Linked DNA regions of Homo sapiens: region 1 is linked to region 2. The links are chromatin loops, found by intact Hi-C in ENCODE. Cell type or tissue: Calu3. All regions are shown on one strand. Each heading gives the region's core, and the rest is flanking DNA. Links, peaks and the distances in the headings are about the cores only.

Region 1 (12,309 bases), core at 1,982-9,981, 180 kb after region 2:
ATTTCATTGAATTTGTGTGTGTGTGTGTGTGTGTGTGTGTGTGTTTTAGACGGAGTTTTGCTCTTGTTGCCCAGGCTGGAGTGCAATGGCATGATCTCGGCTCACTGCAACCTTCGCCTCCTGGTTTCAAGCAATTCTCCTGCCTCAGCCTCCCAAGTAGCTGGGATTACAGCTCCTGCCACCACGCCCGGCTAATTTTTGTATTTTTAGTAGAGACAGGGTTTCACCATGTTGGCCAGGCTGGTCTCGAACTCCTGATCTCAGGTGGTCCGCCCACTTCGGCCTCCCAAAGTGCTGGAATTACAGGCAGGAGCCACCGTGCCCGGCCAAGTTTGTGTCTTTTTAACAGCAGGTGGTTATTATTAGGTAGTTTTTAATTGTTCAGTATATGCCAGATGTATTTCATAACAGCCATATGAGGTAAGCACTGCTATTATTCTCCTTTTATACATGAGGAAACTGAGGCTCAAGAATGTTAGACTTCCCAAGTCAGGGCCTAGTTTCATGCCACGGTTTGTTTTATTCCAAAGCCAGGCTCGCCTTTAAATTGGGTGGGCCCCGCCTCCTGAGTTGGTGAATTTGCCCTCACGAAGGTGCCTCCTCCGTGATTATCTCCCTCCACCTGGCAACTCCCTCACTAGGCCTCTTACTCGATTAGTGTCTTTTCTACGCCTTTGGGAGACAATCCCACACTCTTCAGCGCCAATCCCACACTCTTCAGCTTCGAGTTCTCCATTGTACTCCCCTCACCGCTGGGTTCGCCTGGCTCATAAGTAGGCCAGCTCTCTGCTGCCCCCTCCTGGCATAACTCAGGACCTGTCTCAGTGGGACTTGCACTGAAAGATGTCTCCTCCCTTCTATTTGCAAACCCAGTCCTAGCCTGCCCAGCTAGCGCACTCACCAGATCTAGGAATAAGAATGATTCACCTGACTGTCTTACATCTGACCCTGACAAAGGTTTCCCAGACTCTGAGACCGGCACCTATTTCAGAAGATGCACATTTGAACAACCCATAGTAAGATCACCTGTTCTCTGCATTGATTAAGTGGCAAGTTGACAAAGCGACTAGGGTATTTTGCTCCCAATGAACACTGGAAACACTGAGCAATTCAAATTACTTAGTAGTAAATTTTGAAGCTCTGAAAAACTGAATAGAATATCAAGGAGGCTTGTGTTGTGTTTAGTGATTCTCAGCCGAGGGAAAGCACTTTTTGACTAGCACAGCTATAGAACTCATGAAGAATTGCTCTCACCAGACTCTTGTCCTTGGTACAATACTTGATGCTAGGGTAACCACTGGATTGGAGGAACTTTGACTAGGATGCACTAGGTCTTGCCTGGGAAGCACTCTCGCAATTTTTTCCTTTGTGTTTAAAATGAAGTCCTCAACACTGTCAGTCTTTTGGACAAGGTCAGGGTGTTCAATGGAATCGAAGGCAGCCAACTGGGCTGGCAGAGATTTTTATTTAAAATAACCTCTAGGCTGGGTACGGTGGCTCACGCCTGTAATCCCAGCACTTTGGGAGGCTGAGGCGGGTGGATCACTTGAGGTCAGGAGTTCGAGACCAACCTGGCCAACATTACGAAACCCGTCTCTACTAAAAATACAAAAATCAGCCAGGCGTGGTGGCGCATGCCTGTAATCCCAGCTACTCAGAAGCCTGAGGCACAAGAATTGCTTGAACCCAGGAGGCGGAGATTGCAGTGAGCCGAGATCGTGCCACTGCACTCCAGCCTGGGTGATGGAGTGAGACTCTGTCTCAAAAATCAATAAAAAATAAAATAAAATAATCTCTAAACAGTACTGGACAAGGAGTCAGGGGATCTGGGTTCTGATACCAGCACTGTGACAGAAGTAAAGAATTGCAAGTAAGAGACGAGTTAGGAAAATTATAGAGGTTTACCCAACTATGGAAACCGTAGGGACAACAATTTTTAGTTCAATGTGAAAAAGATCATTCTAACAAATTAGAATTGTTTAACAAAGGAAAGTATGATTCAGGAAGCAGTGAGGTCTCTTGTTACATGGAGGGTTGAAACTGTAGCTGGGTCACCTTTAAGGTACATGACAGTAATAAATTCTTATATCAGTCGAAAAATTAGTATGGATCATTTCTAAGGTTCTGTATGCACTGTGCACTTAGCCCTTAGTAGGTACCCAGGAAAAGTTTGTGGTAGAAAGGAAAGAAGGGAGGGAGAAGAGAAAAATGAATCTTTCACTTCTTTCTCAATGGAATGGGTTAGGCTTTAAATAAATAAAAGCAAGCCACATAAATACTATTTTAAATTGGCACTGTGAAAATAAGAGTAATAGATGTTGGAGGACTACTGTATTAGATGAGACTGTTTTTAGTATGATATAAACAATAATGCTAGTCAACATTTATCAAGCACTTAACGTGACAGGTGTCATTCTACAACCTATTTAAATACTCCTATCAGACCCATGAGGTGGGTTCTCTTAGTTTAGGAAAGATAAGCAACCTTCTCGAGGCCTCATAACTAGAAAGAAACAGAATTGGGAAATGAGTGTGTGTGTGTGTGTGTGTGCGCGCGTGTGCGTGTGTGTGTGTGTGTGTGGCCCCGAAGCCTATTATGGTAGTTTCTCATGCTTCCTCTCCACTTCAATATATGGTTATGAGTTGTTATTGTTGTTTAAAATGAAATTATTTAAAAATACTGAACAATGCATATACTATACAATGCAAAACATTTAAAAAAGGAGTAAAAAGTAAATCCAAAAAAAATCTCTCCTATTCCTGTCCCTCAGCCACCCAGTAACCTGCCCAGGGGACAACCATCGTTAACAGTTACGCTTTTTTTTTTTTTTAATTTTTACAACACTGTGGTTTGACATCCCAGCATTTCATCGTCCACACAAACTTGAACTATATTACTACATATTTCTTCTCTAATTTTTAAATTTTACTTTTGTAAAACGTTCTTCAAAATTGGTCCCATAGAAAACATGATAAAAACAGCACACAGTGCATTGCAAATGCTAATGCTTTTCAGACATTAATTGTTCAATTGGTTAATCAAGCTTGGTGACATAGTATTTTCTAGTTGTTTTACATTTTCTATTTCTGTGATGTAACATCTTTTTACAATAAGATGGAACATCTGTCTGATGAAAAACGGGCCATTATTATTCATCTTAAGCCACGAAGCATCGTTCTACAGCTCTGAACTAATGGTCATTACATCAAATAGGTTTTACTTTAATCATTATTTCTAATACGTGAAATTAATACACAGTGTTTGTCATTACTGAGCACTGGAATATAATTCTAGAAGACGCAATTACTGTCTATCAGAAGTTTTTTGAAATATGATTATCAAATACTCTACTAATGAATCATTTGCATATCTGAAATTATAACCTAAACATTAAGCACTCTTGTGATAGGATGCATTAGGCTTAAGAATGAAAAAAAAGAGAGTGAGAGAGAAATTTAAGATATCAAGTTATATATATTGTCTGCTTCCCTCCCAACTCAGAATTTTTTCTGAGGAGAATGCATTTTCAAAACAACAGTTAAACAGCTTCAGGAGAAGGCATTTCTGGTGCTTTTCCAGGAATTAAAATTTTCTTTTCTTTTATTTATTTTATTTACATGAAAAAGAATGTTGTTTAGAAGACCTGGGCCTCTAAATTAAAAGAAAAAAAATCATGGTTAATTGTCAAACTCAATTCCTATACAGAAAAATGCCATCCATTTCCAAATGATGCTTGTAAACTCTCTCTGCAAAGCGGCAAAGAAAAATGCACTGTATTTCCCCTGCAGTGTTATATTGCACGTTCACCTTAAGAAGCATATGCTGCTCTTTTGAAATATGCAGACTCCCCCATCATTGTACAGGGCCTCTGTGAAAAGATAGAGGGCTCTGCGGAATTAACATATGAATAGGCTAACATACCTCCCAAGAAGCCCCTGCACGGGGTTGGGGGGGCACAAATGGAAGAGATTCTTTACATTCATTTTACAGTTAATGAAGAGTAAGAGGACCTTTTCTGACCAATTTTCCCCGGGGATTCAGAATTTACACCTAAAATGTTGAGTATAGAAAATATCCATTTAAGCCTGGATGCCTATTCATAACTAACCAAGCCCACTGGAAAAGGCAAATGTCCAATATCTGAAAAGAGTAATTGCTGATATCAATATTAATCATTGAAAGCTGATTATCACTGTTCTTGCCAATTGGCTACTCAATTCAGGTCACTTTAGCAAAAATGCTTTACCTGGAAGAGGTGAACTGACTAGGTTAGAGTCAGTGTTGTAGATGTAAGGGCATGACCAGTGGGAGGAGGTGTGAAGACAGTGTTTCTGGGGAATGAAGCCTTGAAAGTAGGACCAAGACCAGGAGCTTAGTCCAAAGGGATAAAGTCAGATTTGGCAGGATTACTGTCACCAAAATTCTAAGTAGAGCTCAAGACCCATTTACTAAGGAGATTAGGGTGCCTGCTGCTCTAATCGGCTCTAATAGAGGGTTCCATATATCTTTCCCACGTAGAAAGAGTTAAGTGTCACTTCCTCTGGAGGCAACCTCCCCTGACCTCCACAGCTGGGTTAGATGCCTTTCTCTGTGCTCCCACAAAAACCTGTACTTCTTGAAATATTACATAAAAATTCCAGCATTGCTACAAGGATGTGCCTCCATGTCTTTTTCCCTCGCAGTGGTGTGTAAGCTCTGTGAGGGTCACAGCCATGCCCACACTGTTCTTTGCTGTGTCCTGAGTCTGGTACAATGCCAAGCATATAATTGATGCACAGTAAATATTTGCTGAATAATGAAAAGTTTGGTTCTAGGTAGAAGTGAGTCAAAGCCATTGCCATGGTTAAGGAGCTGGGCCCAGGAAACCTTGCGATTTGCTTCATGGGACAGATATGTTGATGGGTGCATGTCCATGGAGCAGTCAATCTCGTGGACCAGACCACCAACTACCATTTTGTTTTGGGGTGATGCTTTCTGCTAGAACTGCATCATCGTACACCAGGATGTCGCTGGAATTAGAGTAATTAGATGGGAAGCAGGGACTGTGCACAATCAGATGAGAACAAGTAGAGGAGACTAGGGTAAGAAACGACCTGTGCACTGAGTAAGGTGGGATGGCGTGGTGGTGGAGACATACCATGAAACCTAACTCATGGAGACAGGAAGCTGAAAATGTGATTTAAGATGAGGTCAGCAAACTGGACTACAGACCAAATCTAATCTTCAGTCTATTTTTGTACACCCTGGGATTGAAGGATGGTTTTTATATCATTAAATGGTTGTTAAAAACATAAGAAGAATATGCAACAGAGATGGTATACGGCCAACAAAGCCTAAAATATTTGCTATCTGGTCCGTTACAGAAAATGTTTGCTGATAGATGGTTTAAGTGAATAAAATAATGATAGCAAAAAGCAACCACACCCACAGACATTGACATGCTCATACACACACATGCACGCACACACAAATGTGCTGTAATAACAAAACACAATTTTGTTGTAATCTGAAAATAGCAAACAAATGTTGATGTCCCACGAAGTTTGTGAAATGGAAATTAACTCATTTTTATTCTTTGGCAATTAAAGTAACCATAAATATATTTTTTGTAAGGCACTGTTTCGGTATTTTTTTGAAGACTGATTTTTCTTTTCTCTGGCGTCTCAGATATGGGTGTCTTATCCAGCCTCTGCTGTAATCATTCTGTTTGCCCTTGGACCTTTTCCTAATTATGAGAATTTTGCACCTCCTGAGAAGAGACTGCATAATGTGAATATATTTGAAAGATAATAACTTTGATTTGATCTCATTCAGCAATGTTCTTTGAAATACAGTCAGAATGCTCCAGAGCTGAAAGAGATCATCTCATCCAAATCCCTTGTTTTACTGAGAGAAAAATGGAGATTAAGTAATTTATTATATCTGAGGTCCTAAAATAAGCCAAGGCCAGAGTGAGACCCAGAAATCCTGGTCCCGAGCTTTCTCACACTGCTTCTTAGGCATGGTATTGTTCCTCCTCTAAACTCCCAGAGGGCAGAACGTGTCTGTTTTTTCTCTTCCAGTGCGCAGCCCATTGCCCGACACATAGTTGGTACCAATGTGTGTGTTGAATAAATGAATGAATTATAATCATGGCTAACATTTATTTTGTGCTTACCATTTGCCAATTATTATGGCAAACACTTTTACATACATTATATAATTTGACCCTCACAACACCTTATGAGTAGGTTGTATTACTATTTCTACTTTACAAATGAGGAAAGTTAGGCACAGAGAGGTGAAATGATTTGCCCAAAGTCACACAGGTAGGAAGTTGTGAAATTTGACTTTGAATGGAGGTCTTAAGTAAGCCAGTGTTTTTAATCACCACCCTAAATATGTGTTGGGAACCAATGAAAACATCAATTCTGGAATGATGCGGAAATGCTAAGCCTGTGCACTTACACATCAAAATACAATTTTCTACCCTGTCTTTCCTCAACAAATGAAGCCCAGTGAACGGGACCCTCAACTTGTTTTTTCTGACTTTGCCCCGACTCCTTTTGTGGCTCCACACAATCAGCTAATCTCTCAAGTAACCCAGTTCCCCAAATCCATTGCATAGCCCTGCTTTTTGTGACACCCCAGGGGGCCTCTAATTACCCCAGAGGGGTTTCATAAAATTCTCAAAACAAATTTTAAATGTAATCTTTTTTTTTTTTTTAAAGAACATATGCTTTACAAAACCTTTAGGAGGATACAAGGGATTTGCTTCAAAGAAAACAAAACAAATGAAAACAGTTTTTATAGTCCCAGAGTGCAAGCCAAATGGTAAGGGATGCAGCTCCATCTGCTGGACATCAAACACTCTAATAATAATTGTGATTAAATATTGATAATGGGGAATATTTGTAGTCTGCAGCATTTCTCATGGTCTATTCTAAATATTCTTTTTTGTAAATAACAAAAATACATGGCCATTGTCAAAAATTTGTAAAACACAGAAAAAATGACCACAAATGTTATAATAAGCACCTATAATCTCACCTCCCTGAGAAACCTACCACATTAACAGTTTTTCCTTTTGTTCCCATGCATCTATGTTTTTTTAACCCAGGTGAAAACATATATGTACAGTGATGTATCATCTTTCTATTTCTCAACATTATATAATAAAGGTTTTCCAAGACATTTAACAGTCATCATAGGCACAATTTTTATTATTTATTTATTTATTTATTTATTTAGAGATGGAGTTTCGCTCCTGTCACCCAGGCTGGAATGCAATGGCACGATCTTGGCTCACTGCAACCTCCACCTCCTGAGTTCAAGCAATTCTCCCATAGGCACAGTTTTTAATAGCTGCATACTATTCTAAGATTATACAATAATGTATTTACCCAAATCCCCATTGTTGAACATTTAGGTTGATTGACAATTTGGTTATTATAAATGGGCATCTCTTTGCATAAATTTTGTCTGGACCTCAGCTTACTTCCTGAGAAGTGATTGTTATTATATTAAGAGTGGAGCTACAGGTCAAGGATAAGACGATGTTTTAGCTCCTGAAATATGTTGTCAAATTGCTTTCCATGAAGACTGCATCAGTTTATGCCCCCATTACCAATGTATGAATCCCTTTCTTATGCTACTCTGGCTAACTAGAGTATTGGAGTATTATCTCTTTTCACCTTTGTTTGTTTTTTTGTTTTTTTTTTGTTGTTATTGTTGTTTTGTTTCATTTTGTTTTTGTTTGTGTTTTTGAGATGGAGTCTTGCTCTGTCACCAGGCTGGACAGGCTGGAGTGCAGTGGCACAATCTCAGCTCACTGCAACCTCCATCTCCCAGGTTCAAGTGATTCTCCTGCCTCAGCCTCCCAAGTAGCTGCGATTACAAGTGCACGCCACCACGCCTGGCTAATTTTTGTATTTTTAGTAGAGATGGGGTTTCACCATGTTGACCAGGATGGTCTCAATCTCATGATCCACCCACCTTGGCCTCCCAAAGTGCTGGGATTACAGGCGTGAGCCACCGCGCTCTGCCATCTTTGTTAATTAATAGGTGAAAATTGGGCTCTTGCTTCCATTAGCATTTTTGATTACCAGTGCAGGTGAACATTTATTCATATGTTTATTAGCCATTCACTTTCCTTTTTTGTGACTTGTTTGTTAATGTCATTTTCCACTGAAAGCCTTTGGATTTTCTCATTATTTTGTATGTGCTCTTTAGCTATTCAAGACATTACTTTTTCTGTTATATACATGGCAAATATTTTTCCAAGTTTGTTCTTTGTCTTTTATTATATTTGGCATGTAGAAGCTTTTTTTTTATATAGTCAGATATATAAATAGTTTCTTTCATGATTTTTCTTCTATCGTTTTTAAGCTTAACATGTCCTCTATACAGAGGTGCAATAAATATTCACATTGTTATGGTCTTAATTTTTGGCCCCCATTTTTGTTGTTTCCATTTGTATGTACCTGAAACTAATGTTGATATAAAATATGAAATATGAGGATATATTTTTTATCATTTATTAAATTATCCTTCTCTACCTTCCTAAGTTGTTAAATTGTCACCAGCATATATTTCACACAGCATTGTTCTTGTACTCCACGGAGAGTTGCAAAAGTACAAATTTTGTAGTAAACTTTGAAATGGTTTCCATTTTGCTGACAAAAAGATTCTGGAATGCTGAGATATTATAGGGACCATTTAAGAGTTTTGAGTGGGGAGTTAACACAATCATGCCTGTATTATTAAAACAAGGTGACTATCACATAATGTAGAATGAGAGTAGTGCAGAGCGGGGGAGAGTTTGGAGGCAGCCATGTCAGATGGTTTACAGTTTTCTAAACAATTTGTGCTTTCTTCTGAGCCTTATAGGCATCTTCCTCCTTGCCTTTTGTTTTCTCAGTATCATCTCTTTAATCATTTTGGTATGTTCCAGGCACTGTGTTGGGCACTTTATATATGTTATCTCATTAACTCTGCCAAACTCCCAATGAGGTAGGTATGATCACCCCGCTTTTACAGATAAGGAAATTGATGCTGAGGGGTGTCATTTAAGTTGTTCAAGGTCCTACAGCCAGTAAGTTGCAGGATGCATAACTGAAACCCAGGGATTTGGGGAAAAACTTAAATATAAAACACTTAAAACAGTGCCTGGCTTGATAAATGGGAATTTCTTACTTGTCATCAGGCCTCATGAACTTAAAATTTTATACGTTAAAAGAACTTGCTGGCATCACATTAACAAAATATCCCAGTAATTAAAGAAGGCTTATTCAAACATACCTGTGAATTATTTTGCCCTCTGATGTTTGTGTAAAAAGGGCTTCAGCATGGCAGTCAAGAAACCTAGCTGCTAGCCCATCTTGTAGTGCTACGAAGTTGTGTCACCTCGGGCAACTCACTTGACCATAAAGTTTCCTTGACTGCATAACAAGAACAACAAAAGTAATCATGCCCCCCACAGGGTTTTCAGTGAAATAAAAACAAATCCAAAATGCTTGGAAAAGTTTCAAATTCCACATGATCTTATAGATTTCCCAATTAACAAATCAAAATTATTAGGCCATGAAAATGCCTATAGAAACAAACTACAATGAACAGTGAAAATGACCTCTGTGTTTTAATTTGTTTCATTTTTATTCTTCATCAAGTCCAATTTTCAAACATACAAAAAGTAGAGAGAACAAGTAACGAGTCTCCGTGGCCAGTCTCCTAGCTTCAGTGATTGTAAACTCTGCTATTATTGTTTCATATAGCCCCCAAACATTTTATATGTCTGTATATTTTAAAACAAAATCCAAGGCAGTATATGAATATGATTCTTTGTATGATTATAAAAATAATGGAGTTGTATTTGATTTTCTCAAATGCTGTAGAAAAAGTTAATTTTAATACCTGGCAAATTCCAAGCAAATATTGATTTTACTTGGTCTTGCTGCTTTTAAAATGCCTCAGAATAATGAATCTCTGATCTAAATAATACGTCAATTTTTCAGTACAGACCAAGGGCTAGTGAATTTCAATGGTCTATGGAGGACAAGCTGGTGGGGGAAGGGGAGGGCTCCATCTAGTCTATACAGAGGGCAGCATTTTATTTTTGTAATAACTATGTATATCATCAAACATTTAGCTGGTTTAGTATATTAAACCAGTTTGACTTCAGGGTAATTCTGACCAGAGATTTAACTATTCTTGACAAAGTGAGTGAAGGTAAGAAGATTAATTATTGGTTGGTACAAAAGCAATTGGGGTGTTTGCCATTAAAAGGAATGGCAATTACTTTTGTGCCAACCTAAGAAGAAATTTTTTAAAAAGAACAAAAACAGCCTATGCTGCCCACTAATAAAGCAGCTAGGAACGAGTTTCTCTCTAAACGTATGTACTTGCCATTTTTTTCCATATGTCTAGTTTGCAAAAGCTCATTGACATTCCATAATCCACAGCCTAATGACAATGGCAGGGCAGGCATTAATGTACCCATTTGGACAAATTAGAAAGTGAAAGAGGTCACACAACCTGGAGAGTGACAGAGCTAGGGACCAGGGCCTAGGTCTCTTGTTGCCTATGCCAAAAATGACTCCCTATGTAAGCAAATTTACTGAAAAAGAATAAATTTCTTCACCTTCTATTTTCAGTCTCCCTGAGACTTAACACAGTACCTGTACTTTGTAGCAGCTCAGTAAATATTTCTTGCCTGTCAGACTATTTCCAAATAATGGTAGAAAAGAAATATTACAGGTAGAAAAAAAAAACAGGAGAAATTAGAGAAAATGTTAAAGAAATAGGAAATGACAGTGACAAGCATAGCAAATAAAGAATAAGGTAAGAAAAATGAAACATGGAGGGAAAACATGTTAAACTGCAATTAAGAATCATAAAACATATGCCAGAAAAAAATATTTGAAGGCCATGTACCAAAAAACTGATGGTGGTGGTAATGACAACTGTGACTACTACCACTTACGTCTACCAGGCTCTGTGGTAAGCCTATTAGCCCTCTAATATTATGATGATGATGATGATGATTTATTTTATGTATTTATTTTGAGACGGAGTCTCGCTCTGTTGCCAGGCTAGAGTGCAGTGGCGCGATCTCGGCTCACTGCAACCACCTCCGCCTCCTGTATCCCTCTAATATTATTATCCTTACATAACAGATAAAGAAAGTAGGGCTCAGAGAGGTTAAGCAACTTGCCCAAGGATATATCTCTAACAAGGATAGATGTTAAAGAAATAGGAAATGACAGTGACAAACATAGCAAATAAAGAATAAGATAGGAAAAATGAAACATGGAGGAAAAACATGTTAAACTGCAATTAAGAATCATACAACATATGCCAGAAAAAAATATTTGAAGGCCACGTACTAGGATTCCAACCTAGACAGTCCAACTCAATTTTCATATTTTTTGGTATATTTTCTGTATTTTGCCAATTTCCTGCAATGAGCACGTATTACCTTTATTTTTTAATCCCGTAGCGTTCACCGTGTATAGAAATAATTTTGTCATTACATCATTAACTCTAGTTAATTACTATTTCTATTCATCATTTGTATGTCACCTCAATTAGACTGTTGAGAGCACTCCTCGGGGAGTGTCATGTTTTAATGCATATTATAGCTGCTCTATGAATATTTCTTAAATGAACGGACAATGGAAAGAAAAATGTGGGAATGCGAAGCAAACAACCACAAAAAAATGGTTTAGGGAGGTGATGAAAGAGATAGATAAGGAACAGAAAAAGGGGCACAGAAACCTACCATCATGATCACTAACAGGAGATATACTTGGGACCTAGGTAGTAAGACAAACACATAACTATAAAGCAGGGTAAATAAGAAAGAAAGCTAGCTAAGTAGAACCCTGTTTTGGTGACCTCAGACACTAGGATGGGAGCTAAAATGCATTAACAAAACATGCCAGTCACAGCAAAAATGGAGATTTTTTGAAGATATGGTACTTTAAAAAATTTAAATAGAAAAATTGTTTCAGAGTACCTTATGAGAGGGGAAAGTACTAAAATTGCTTTTCTGGCAAAGCCTGTCCCTTCATCCAACAATTATCCTAAGATACTTGAGATCTCATCTCCATAAATTCAATAGGCAATTGGGGCCACTTTCTCTTTTGAGGCCAGATGCAAAAACAGAAATTACAGTCATTTCCTATATTGCAGAAATTAGCTGGCCAGTTGAAAGCCACCTGCACGCATTAATTCACATCATCAGAGGTTGGCATCTAGAAGGCTCAAGGCCCTTCTGTCTCTGCCACATACTTCACCCACATGGAGGCGAAGTTCAGATAATCAAAGGT
Region 2 (12,309 bases), core at 2,593-10,592:
CCTAATAACAACTATAAAACACTGATTAAAATAATTGAAGAGGACACAAACAATGGCAAAATATTCCATGTTCATGGATTGGAAAAATCAATATTATTAAAATGTCCACAGTACCCAAAGCAATCTACAGATTCAACACAATCCCTATCTAAGATTTTTCCCACAGAAAAGAAAAACAATCCTCAAAATTTATATGGAACCAGAAAAGATGCAAAAGAGCCAAAGCCATCCTGAACAAAAAGAAGAAAACGCGAAGAATCACATTGCCTGATTTCAAATTATAATACATAGCTATAGTAACCAAAACAGCATGGTACTGGCATAAAAACGGACACATAGACCAATAAAACAGAATAGAGAACCCAGAAACAAATCCACACACCTACAATTAACTTATTGTTGACAAAGATGCCAAGAACATGCACTGGGGGAAAGAAAGTCTCTTCAATAACTGGTGCTGAAGAGAATATGCAGAAGAATAAAAGTAGACCCCTATCTACTGGCATATAAAAAATCAAATCAAGATGGATTAAAGGCTTAAATCTAAGACCTCAAACTATAAAACTCCTACAAGAAAACAATGAGAAAAATCTCTAGGACATTGCACTAGGCAAAAGTTTCTTGAGCAATACCCCACAAACACAGACAACCAAAGCAAGAATGGACAAATGGGATCACATCACATTAAACAGCTTCTGCACAGCCAAGGATACAATCAACAAAGGGAAAGACAACCCACGGAACAGGAGAAAATATATGCAAACTATCCATCTGACAAGGGATTAATAACCAGAATACATAAGGAGCTCAAACAACTCTGTGTGAAAAAATCTAATAATCCAATCAAAATGGGCACAAGATTTGAATAGACATTTCTCAGAAGAAGACATACAATGGTAAACAGGCATACAAAAAGGTGATCATCATCACTGATCATCAGATAAATGTAAATCAAAACTACAATGAGATATTATCTCACCCCAGTTAAAACAGATTATATTCAAAAGACAAGCAATAGCAAATGCTGGTGAGAGTGTGGAGAAAAGGGAACCCAACTACACTGTTGGTGGGAATGTAAATTAGTACAACGACTCTGGAGAACAGTTTGGAGGTTTCTCAAAAACTAAAAACAGAGCTGCCATATGATCCAGAAATCCCACTGCTGGGGATATATCCAAAAGAAAGGAAATCAGCATGTCAAAGAGATATCTCCATTCCCATGTTTGTTGTAGCACTGTTTACAATAGCTAAGATTTGGAAGAAACCTAAGTGTCCATCAATAGATGAAAGGATACCAAGCGGGCCTAATAGACATCTACAGAACTCTCCACCCCAAATCAACAGAATATACAATCTTCTCAGCACCACACCACACCTATTCCAAAATTGACCACATAGTTGGAAGTAAAGCTCTCCTCAGCAAATGGAAAAGAACAGAAATTATAACAAACTGTCTCTCAGACCACAGTGCAATCAAACTAGAACTCAGGATTAAGAAACTCACTCAAAACCGCTCAACTACATGGAAACTGAACAACCTGCTCCTGAATGACTACTGGGTACATAACGAAATGAAGGCAGAAATGAAGATGTTCTTTGAAACCAACGAGAACAAAGACACAACATACCAGAATCTCTGGGACACATTTAAAGCAGTGTGTAGAGGGAAATTTATAGCACTAAATGCCCACAAGAGAAAGCAGGAAAGATCTAAAATTGACACCCTAACATCACAATTAAAACAACTAGAGAAGCAAGAGCAAACACATTCAAAAGCTAGTAGAAAGCAAGGAAGTAACTAAGATCAGAGCAGAACTGAAGGAGATAGAAACATAAAAGACCGTTAAAAAAATCAATGAATCCAGGAGCTGGTTTTTTTGAAAAGATCAACACAACTGATAGACCGCTAGCAAGAATAATGAAGAAGAAAAGAGAGAAGAATCAAATAGACCCAATAAAAAATGATAAAGGGGATATCACCACCAATCCCACAGAAATACAAACTACCATCAGAGAATACTATAAACACATCTGCATAAATAAACTAGAAAATCTAGAAGAAATGGATAAATTCCTCGACACATACACCCTCCCAAGACTAAACCAGGAAGAAGTTGAATCTCTTCATAGACCAATAACAGGCTCTGAAATTGAGGCAATCAATAATAGCTTACCAACCAAAAAAAGTCCAGGACCAGATGGATTCATAGCCGAATTCTACCAGAGGTACAAGGAGGAGCTGGTACCATTCCTTCTGAAACTATTCCAATCAACAGAAAAAGAGGGAATCCTCCCTAACTCATTTTGTGAGGCCAGCATCATCCTGATACCAAAGCCTGGCAGAGACACAACCAAAAAAGATCATTTGAGACCAATATCCCTGATGAACATCGATGCAAAAATCCTCACTAAAATACTGGCAAACTGAATCCAGCAGCACATCAAAAAGCTTATCCACCATAATCAAGTGGGCTTCATCCCTGGGATGCAAGGCTGGTTCAACATATGCAAAACAATAAATGTAATCCAGCATATAAACAGAACCAAAGACAAAAACCACATGATTATCTCAATAGATGCAGAAAAGGCTTTTGACAAAATTCAACAGCCCTTCATGCTAAAAACTCTCAATAAATTAGGTATTGATGGGACGTATCTCAAAATAATAAGAGCTATTTATGACAAACCCACAGCCAATATCATACTGAATGGGCAAAAACTGGAAGCATTCCCTTTGAAAACCGGCACAAGACAGGGATGCCCTCTCTCACCACTCCTATTCAACATAGTGTTGGAAATTCTGGCCAGGGCAATCAGGCAGGAGAAAGAAATAAAGGGTATTCAATTAGGAAAAGAGGAAGTGAAATTGTCCTTGTTTGCAGATGACATGATTGTATATCTAGAAAACCCCATTGTCTCAGCCCAATATCTCCTTAAGCTGATAAGCAACTTCAGCGAAGTCTCAGGATACAAAATCAATGTGCAAAAATCACAAGCATTCTTATACACCAATAACAGACAAACAGAGAGCCAAATCATGAGTGAACTCCCATTCACTATTGCTTCAAAGAGAATAAAATACCTAGGAATCCAACTTACAAGGGATGTGAAGGACCTCTTCAAGGAGAACTACAAACCACTGCTCAACGAAATACAAGAGGACACAAACAAATGGAAGAACATTCCAAGCTCATGGATAGGAAGAATCAATATCGTCAAAATGGCCATACTGCCCAAGGTAATTTATAGATTCAATGCCATCCCCATCAAGCTACCAATGACTTTCTTCACAGAATTGGGAAAAACTACTTTAAAGTTCATATGGAACCAAAAAAGAGCTCGCATTGCCAAGACAATCCCAAGCCAAAAGAACAAAGCTGGAGGCATCATGCTACCTGACCTCAAACTATACTACAAGGCTACAGTAACCAAAACAGCATGGTATTGGTACCAAAACAGAGATATAGATCAACGGAACAGAACAGAGCCCTCAGAAATAATACCACACATCTACAACCATCTCATCTTTGACAAACCTGACAAAAACAAGAAGTGGGGAAAGGATTCCCTATTTAATAAATGGTGCTGGGAAAACTGGCTAGCCATATGTAGAAAGCTGAAACTGGATCCCTTCCTTACACCTTATACAAAAATTAATTCAAGATGGATTAAAGACTTAAATGTTAGACCTAAAACCATAAAAACCCTAGAAGAAAACCTAGGCAATACCATTCAGGACATAGGCATGGGCAAGCACTTCATGTCTAAAACACCAAAAGCAATGGCAACAAAAGCCAAAATTGACAAGTGGGATCTAATTAAACTAAAGAGCTTCTGCACTACAAAAGAAACTACCATCAGAGTGAACAGGCAACCTACAGAATGGGAGAAAATTTTTGCAATCTACCCATCTGACAAACAGCTAATATCCAGAATCTACAAAGAACTTAAACACATTTACAATAAAAAAAAAAAAAAACAACCCCATCAACAAGTGGGCGAAGGATATGAACAGACACTTCTCAAAAGAAGACATTTATGCAGCCAACAGACACATGAAAAAATGCTCATCATCACTGGCCATCAGAGAAATGCAAATAGAAACCACAATCAGATACCATCTCACACCAGTTAGAATGGCAATCATTAAAAAGTCAGGAAACAACAGGTGCTGGAGAGGATGTGGAGAAATAGGAACGCTTTTACAATGTTGGTGGGACTGTCAACTAGTTCAACCATTGTGGAAGACAGTGTGGTGATTCCTCAAGGATCTAGAACTAGAAATACCATTTGACCCAGCAATCCCATTACTGGGTATATACCCAAAGGATTATAAATCATGCTACTATAAACACACATGCACACGTATGTTTATTGTGGCACTATACACAATAGCAAAGACTTGGAACCAACCCAAATGTCCAACAATGATAGACTGGATTAAAAAAATGTGGCACATATACACCATGGATACTATGCAGCCATAAAAAAGGATGAGTTCATGTCCTTTGTAGGGACATGGATGAAGCTGGAAACCATCATTCTCAGCAAACTATTGCAAGGACAAAAAACCAAACACCGCATGTTCTCGCTCATAGGTGGGAATTGAACAATGAGAACACTTGGACACAGGAAGGGGAACATAACACACCGGGGCCTGTTGTGGGGTTGGGGGATGGGGCAGGGATAGCATTAGGAGATATACCTAATGTAAATGACGAGTTAATGGGTGCAACACACCAACATGGCACATGTATACATATGTAACAAACCTGCACGTTGTGCACATGAACCCTAGAACTTAAAGTATAATAAAAAAAAAAGAATGGATAAAGAAAATGTGGTACATATATACAATCGAGTACTATTCAGCTATAAAAAGTATAAGATCCAGTCATTTGCAACAACATGAAAGGAACTCGAGATGATTATGTTAAGTGAAATAAGCCAAGCACAGAAAGACAAACATTCCATATGCTCAGTTATTTGTGTTATCTAGACATCAAAACAATTGAATGTCTTAATTCAACTCATTACCAGAGACTGGGAAGGGTAGTAGGGGGTTGGGTGTGGGAGGAGGGGATGGTTATTGGGTACAAAAAATAGAAAGAATAAATAAGACCTAGTATTTGATAGCACAACAAGGTGACTATAGTCAATAATAACTTCATATTTTAAAATAACTTAAAGAATGTAATTGGATTGTTTGTAACTCAAAGGGTAAATGCTTGAGGAGACAGATAAAAATATGCTACAGAGCTATAGTAACCAAAACAGCACAGTACTTTTAGTGTGATGGGTGCACCAAAATCTCAGAAATCACCATTAAAGAACGTATCCATGTAACAAAAAGCCACCAGTACCCCATTACTTTTAAAATAAAATTTTAAAAAACAGATACATAGATCAGTGGAACAGAACACTGAACCAAGAAATAAATCCACATACCTACAGTGGACTCACTTTTTCAAAGTTTCCAAGAACATAAATTGGGCAAAGGACAATCTTTTCAATAAATGGTGCTGGAAAAACTGGATATTCACATGCAGAAATATGAAACTGGACTTCTACTATATCAGTCCATTCTCAGGCTACTATAAAAATACATGAGACTGGGTAATTCATAAAGAAAAGAGATTTAATTGACTCACAGTTCTTTATGGCTGGGGAGACCTCAAGAAACTTAAAATCATGACAGAAGGCACCTCTTCACAGGGCAGCAGGAGAGAGAATGAGTGCCAGCAAGGGAAATGCCAGACACTTATAAAACCATCAGATCTTGTGAGAGCTCGCTCATTATCACAAGAACAGCCTGGGGAAAACTGCCCCCATGATTCAATCACTTCCCACTAGGTCCCTCCCACGACAGGTAGGGATTATGGGAACTACAATTCAAGATGAGATTTGGGTGGGGACACAGAGCCAAACCATATCACCTACCTATTGCCATATACTAAAATCAAATCAAAATGAATTAAAGATTAAATCTAACACCTCAAACTATGAAACTACTACAAGAAAACATTGGGGACAATCTCCAGAACATTGTACTGGGCAAAGATTTCTTGAGCATTACACCAGAAGCACAGGCAACCAAAGCAAAAATGGAGAAATGGGATCACATTGAGTTTAAAAGCATTTGCACAGCAAAGGAAATAATCAACAAAGTGAAGAGACAACCAATGGGAGAAAATATTTGCAAACTACCCATTTGACAAAAGATTAATAACCAGAAAATATAAGGAGTTCAAACAGGTCTATAGGAAAAAAATCTAATAATCTGACCAAAAAATGGGCACATGATTTGAATAGACATTTCTCAAAAGAAGAGATACAAATGGCAAACAGACATATGAAAATGTGCTCAACATCATCAATCATAAAAGAAATACAGGCCGGGCGCGGTGGCTCACGCCTGTAATCCCAGCACTTTGGGAGGCCGAGGCGGGCGGATCACGAGGTCAGGAGATTGAGACCATCCCGGCTAACACGGTGAAACCCCGTCTCTACTAAAAATACAAAAAATTAGCCGGGCGTAGTGGCGGGCGCCTGTAGTCCCAGCTACTTGGGAGGCTGAGGCAGGAGAATGGCGTGAACCCGGGAGGCGGAGCTTGCAGTGAGCCGAGATCCCGCCACTGCACTCCAGCCTGGGCGACAGAGCGAGACTCCGTCTCAAAAAAAAAAAAAAAAAAGAAATACAAATCAAAACTACGATGACAAATCATCTCACCCCTGTTCAAATGCTTTTATCCAAAAATCAGGCAAAAACAAATGCTAGTGAGGATAGGGATAAAGGGAACACTTGTACATTGTTGATGGGAATGTAAATTAGTACAACCACTATGGAGAACCGTTTGGAGGTTTCTCAAAAAACTAAAAACAGAGCTGCCATATGATCCAGCAATCCCACTCCTAGGTACATTCCCCAAAAAAGGAAATCAGTATATCGAAGAGATATCTTCACTCTCATGTTTGTTACAGGGCTATGTATAATAGCCAACAGTTGGAGGCAACCTAATGTCCATTAGCAGATGAATGGATAAAGAAAATGTGGTACATATATAAAAGGAGTACTATTCAACCATAACAAAGAATGAGATCCTATTATTTACAACAACATGAATAGAACTGGAGGTCATTATGTTCAGTGAAATAAGCCAGTCACAAAAAGACAAACATCACATGTTCTCACTTATTAGTGGGAACTAAAAATTTAAAAACCAAACTGACATGGAAATAGAGAGTAGAATAGTTACCAGAGGTTGGGAAGGGTACTGGGGAGGGAAATGTGGGATAAGTGGGGATGGTTAATGGGTACAAAAATTAGTTAGAAAGAATAAGATCTAGTATTTGCTAGCATAACAGGGTGACTATAGTTAAAAATAATTTAATTGCACAGTAAAAATGTATCACTGGATTGTTTGTAACACAAAGGATAAATGCTTAAGGTGATGGATTCCCCATTTACCCTGACGTGATTATTATACATTGCATGCCTGTATCAAAATATCTTATGTAACAAACTATATTTTGTGGGTACACCTATTATGTACCCACAAAATTTAAAAATAAATAAAATAAAAAATAAATTCAAAAACTTAAAATTCAACAATATGAGAACAAACATCTCAATTAAATATTTGGCAAAGTTAAACATAGTTTTGCCATGTGATCCATCGATTGTACCTCTAGGTATTTACCCAAATGAGTTGGAAACTTATGCTCACACAAAAACCTGCATAAGAATGTTTGTAGTAGCTTCTATGGTCTAATCTGTCCCCCAGAATTCATATGTTGAAACTTAGTCATCAATGTAACAATGTTTAGAGGTGGGACCTTTAGGAGGTAATTCAGCCATGAGGGCTCTGCTCTTGTGAATGGATTGGTGTCCTTATGAAAAGGCTTGAAAGAAGGGAGTTTGCTCTCTTTTGTCCTTCTACCTTTCTGCCATTTGAGGATACCTAGACAACACCATTTTAAAAGAATGGGCCCTCACCAGACACTGAACCTGCCAGCATCTTGATCTTGGACTTCCAAGCCTCCAGAACTGTGAAAAATAAATTTTTGTTCACTATAAGCTACGAAGTCTCAGGTATTTTGTTATAGCAGCACAAACAACCTAAGATGAAAGTTTTACTTATAATTGCCAAAAACTAGAGGCAACCAAGATATTCCTCATCAGGTGAGTTGATAAACAAACTGTGATACATCCAGAAAATGGAATACTGTTCAGCAATGAAAAAGAATAAACAATCAAATCAGAAAAAGACGTGAAGGAACCTTAATTGCATACTGCTTAGTGAAAGAAGCCAATATAAAAAGGCTGTATAATTCCAACGATGTGACGTTCTGGAAAAAGGTGAAATTCTAGACAACAGAAAGATGAGTGGTTGCCAGGGGTTCAGGAGAAAGGAGAGAGAGGGTAATAGGTGGAGCACAGGTGACTTTTAAGGTGATTTTTATTTCACTTTAATCATAAGTGAACTTATTTTTTATGAACTATAATAGTAGATACATGACATTATGCATTTGTCAAAATGCATGGAATTATATAATACGGAGAGTAAACGCTAATGTGAATTTAGGACTTAATTAACAATGTATCAATATCAGTTCATCTGTTTGAACAAATGTACCACACTAATGCAAGATGTTAATAGTAGGGAAAATTGCAGTGAGAGAGAAAGAATATATGGGAAATCTTTGTACTTGCTGCTCAGGTTTTCTGTAAATCAAAAACTGCTCTAAAACTTAAGTCTATTGTTAGAAAAGACTCTACAGGATAGGACAAAACATTTATAAATGATATGTCTGCTAAGGGTCTAATATACAAAACATGTACAGGGTTCTTAAATTGAATAAGAAAAGACAAATAATCCAGTTTAAACGTGGGCAAAGGATCTCAATAACTATTTATCCAATGAAGATATACAAATGACCAATAAGGATGTGAAAAATTGTTCAATAGAAAAATGCAAAACAACACCACAATGAAATGTCACTTCGCATCCACTAAGATGGCTTCAATTAAAGACAGAAAATAACTAGTGTTGGCAAGGATGTGGAAAAATTGCAACTCTCCTACATTGCTGGTAGGGATGTAAAATATTGCAGCCACTTTAGGAAATAGTTTGGCAGTTTCTCTAATTTAATTATAGAGTTACCATATGACCCAGCAACTCCACTCCTAGATATACATCCAAGAGAATTGAAAACATATTTTCATGCAAAAATTTGTCCATGAATGTTCACAGCAGCACTATTCACAATAGTAAAAAAGTGGAGGAAACCCAATGTCTGTCAACTGATGAATGGATAAGTAAAATGTAACCTATCAATATCATGGAATATTATTCAGCCAAAGAATGGAACCAGGTACTAGCACATGCTACAACATGGATGAACCTTGAGAACATTACATTAACTGAAAGAAGCCAGTCACAAAGTACCACTTATTGTATAATTCAATTTCTATGAAATATCCAGAACAGGCAAATTTGTACAGACAAAAATAGATTAATGGTTATCATAGGCTCGGGAGAGAGAACAATGGGGAATGACTGCTAATGGGTACTGGGTTTCTTTTTGGTGTGACAAAAATCTTATATTAATAGAATATATATTGGTCATAGTTGTACAACATTGTAACATACTAAATGCTACTGTTTTGCATACCTTAAGAGAATACAATTTATAGTATGTGAATTATATTTCAAAGAAACTTATATTGAAAATCTTAACATGATCACAAAAGTGACATCACTTTTGGTATACTCAATTTGTTCAAAATAAATTATTACCTCCAGACCATAAACAAGTGAAGGAGATTATATAAGGGCATGAATACAAGGAGGCAGCAATCACTGGAGGCTCTTTAGAGTGTTATTCCTCAAAGCCATTAAAAAGTATTATTCTTTTGGGAGGCCAAGGCGGGTGGATTGCTTGAGCCCAGGAGTTCAAGACCAGCCTGGGCAACTATGGCAAAACCCTGTCTCTACCAAAAAATACAAAAATTAGGCAGGTGTGGTGGCATGCACCTGTAGTCCCAGCTACTCAGGAGGCTGAGGGTGGGAGGATTGCTGAAGCCCGGGAAATCGAGGCTGCAGTGAGTCATGACTGTGCCACTGCACTCCAGCCTGGATGACAGAAAGAGACCCTGTCTTTAAAGTAATAATAATTAAGAAATATTACTCTGAGAAGGGGACCGTAGGCTCCACCAGAGGCCAATGGGATCCATGGTACAAAATAGAGTAAGAAGCCCCGGTCTATCAGGAAAAATGAGTAAGTCGATTTGTTGTTATTGGTGCTGTTAATTTTGCTGGGAAAGCAGAATCTGGCCCGTGTGAGATAGTAAAAAGAAAGGGTAATGCTTTTGTTCTAGAAAGGCAAACGGAGTCCAAATTTGGGCAAGTCAGAAGGAGAAAGAAACAGTCATAGCAGCACTGTGATAAAATTGTGACTGCTCCTCATGGAACCTATGCTGTACTCAATTTTCTTTCCCCCAGGCCCATATTTGTGCTGCAGATCACTGTTTTCATAGGATGGTCCATGGAGGCCTTGCATTCCAATCCCCTGGGGAACTTCTTTAAAAGACCTACTTATTCAGACTCTCAGGAATGCGGCTAAGGAATATACATTTTCATAGCCTCATCAGGTGATTCTTATGCACATTCAGGTTTGAACTGGAGGTATAAGGACTCTAGCTCTGGTAACTGACAGGTTTGAAATCTGGCTCTGAAACTTTCTAGCTAACTATGGGCCAGTCATTTAACCCCTCTGAACTTTACTTCCCTCATCTGTAAAATGCAAATATAATAATAATGCCTACATCGTAGAGTGGTTTTGATGATTAAACGAGCTATTATATGTAAAGCCCTTATTACCATGCCTAGCGCTCAATGAATGGTAACTTTTATAAAGCACGAGCCCAGATTTTCAATTGTTTTGCTCTTATAGTTCCCAATAAACATTGCTATTATTATCATAGGTTAATAGGAGACCACGGAGAGGCAGTGTGGTATAGCAAAATGAGCACAGGACATGGAGTCAGATCTGGATTCAAATCTAAGCTCTGCCCTTATAGGCTATGATCATAAACAAATCACGATCTGTGTGAGCCTCGGTTTCCTCTTCCATAAGATGGTGATAATAACAGTATCTTCATCCTGAGTTGTAATAATTAAATGAGATAATCCACTTAAAGAACTTGGCATTCAGTAAGCACTTAGTACATAATGCCAAAATTTGTCTCCCCACCCACCCCTCCTGAACCCACACTGTAGTGATCAAAATGATTGACTGGTTAAGGATAATACAGGTACAGCCCATGGAAAAATTCTCTTAGAAGTCTAGTTTAGGCATTTTTACCTAGTTTAGATTTTGCCATTGATAGTTTTCTGAACTTGGATCCTTTTACTATATGATCCCTTCTAACTATGACTTCTGCATTTGCAAACCTCACCATAACCCTGCTTATTAAAATAGATGCATTTGTGGTTGATGATTATCGTTGCATCTCTTTTTCTGGTTAAAAGCTAAACATGTTCCTAGTCCAGAACTTTAGAATGATCCAAGGGTTCCACGAAGCCACATGGCAGATATGTATAAATCATTAGTAAATCTTAAGATCTAAGTAATTCACATCAATATTTAAATAGTCACCCTTCTATCTTCTTATTTGCGTATTTAGTCAGCAGTAAAATACATTTTGTAAATCTCTGATGTTCCAGAAGTTGCCAGTTGCTAAAGAAAACGGTCTCACCTGATTAGACAGACTGAGGCATAGTTACCAGTTGGCCAATTCCTGTCAGTATGGGCAAGAGGACACTAATATGATGGAAACCAGGAGTCTGCAAGGCTTAGACATCTACTTTGGTCTAGATTGTCAAGGTCTTGACCATGTCAGCAGAAGGGCAATTAACTCTAGTCATTTACCTTGTCAAGACTAGGGTCCAAATACAAAATTTCAGTTAGGAAGAATAAGTTCAATAGATCTATTGTACAACATGGCGATTATAGTTAATAACAATGTATTGTATTCTTAAAAATTGCTAAGAGAGTAGATTTTAGGTGTTCTCACCACAAAATAATAAGTATGTGAGGTAATGCATATGTTAATTAGCTCAATTTAGCCACATTCCCAAATTCATACATATTTCAAAACATGTTATATATGACAAATACATATCATTATATTTCAACTTAAAATCAATCAATCAATGTTAAACAAAACTCCATTAATGAATACTTCAGAGAATGACACCGGTCAGTGAGCATCTATCCTCCTACAGCAGTAGAGATGTGTATGCA

What was found. Peaks named below come from ENCODE experiments on the same cell type or tissue, not always from the same donor. Only the 100,000 strongest peaks of a DNase experiment are listed, where the experiment ranks them.
Region 1: a loop joins it to region 2, with 3 times the contacts of the local background. A loop is called at or near these places in 2 of 110 quality-filtered maps.

What each region holds. Positions count from the first base shown.
Region 1 is chrX:140,045,624-140,057,932 of GRCh38, reverse strand. No RefSeq gene overlaps it. Among named protein-coding and RNA genes, the nearest start is that of HAPSTR2, 40 kb to the left of the region's middle. In Calu3, for the core only: no CTCF peak of the experiment used is centred there; no DNase peak of the experiment used is centred there.
Region 2 is chrX:140,227,674-140,239,982 of GRCh38, reverse strand. No RefSeq gene overlaps it. Among named protein-coding and RNA genes, the nearest start is that of HAPSTR2, 140 kb to the right of the region's middle. In Calu3, for the core only: no CTCF peak of the experiment used is centred there; no DNase peak of the experiment used is centred there.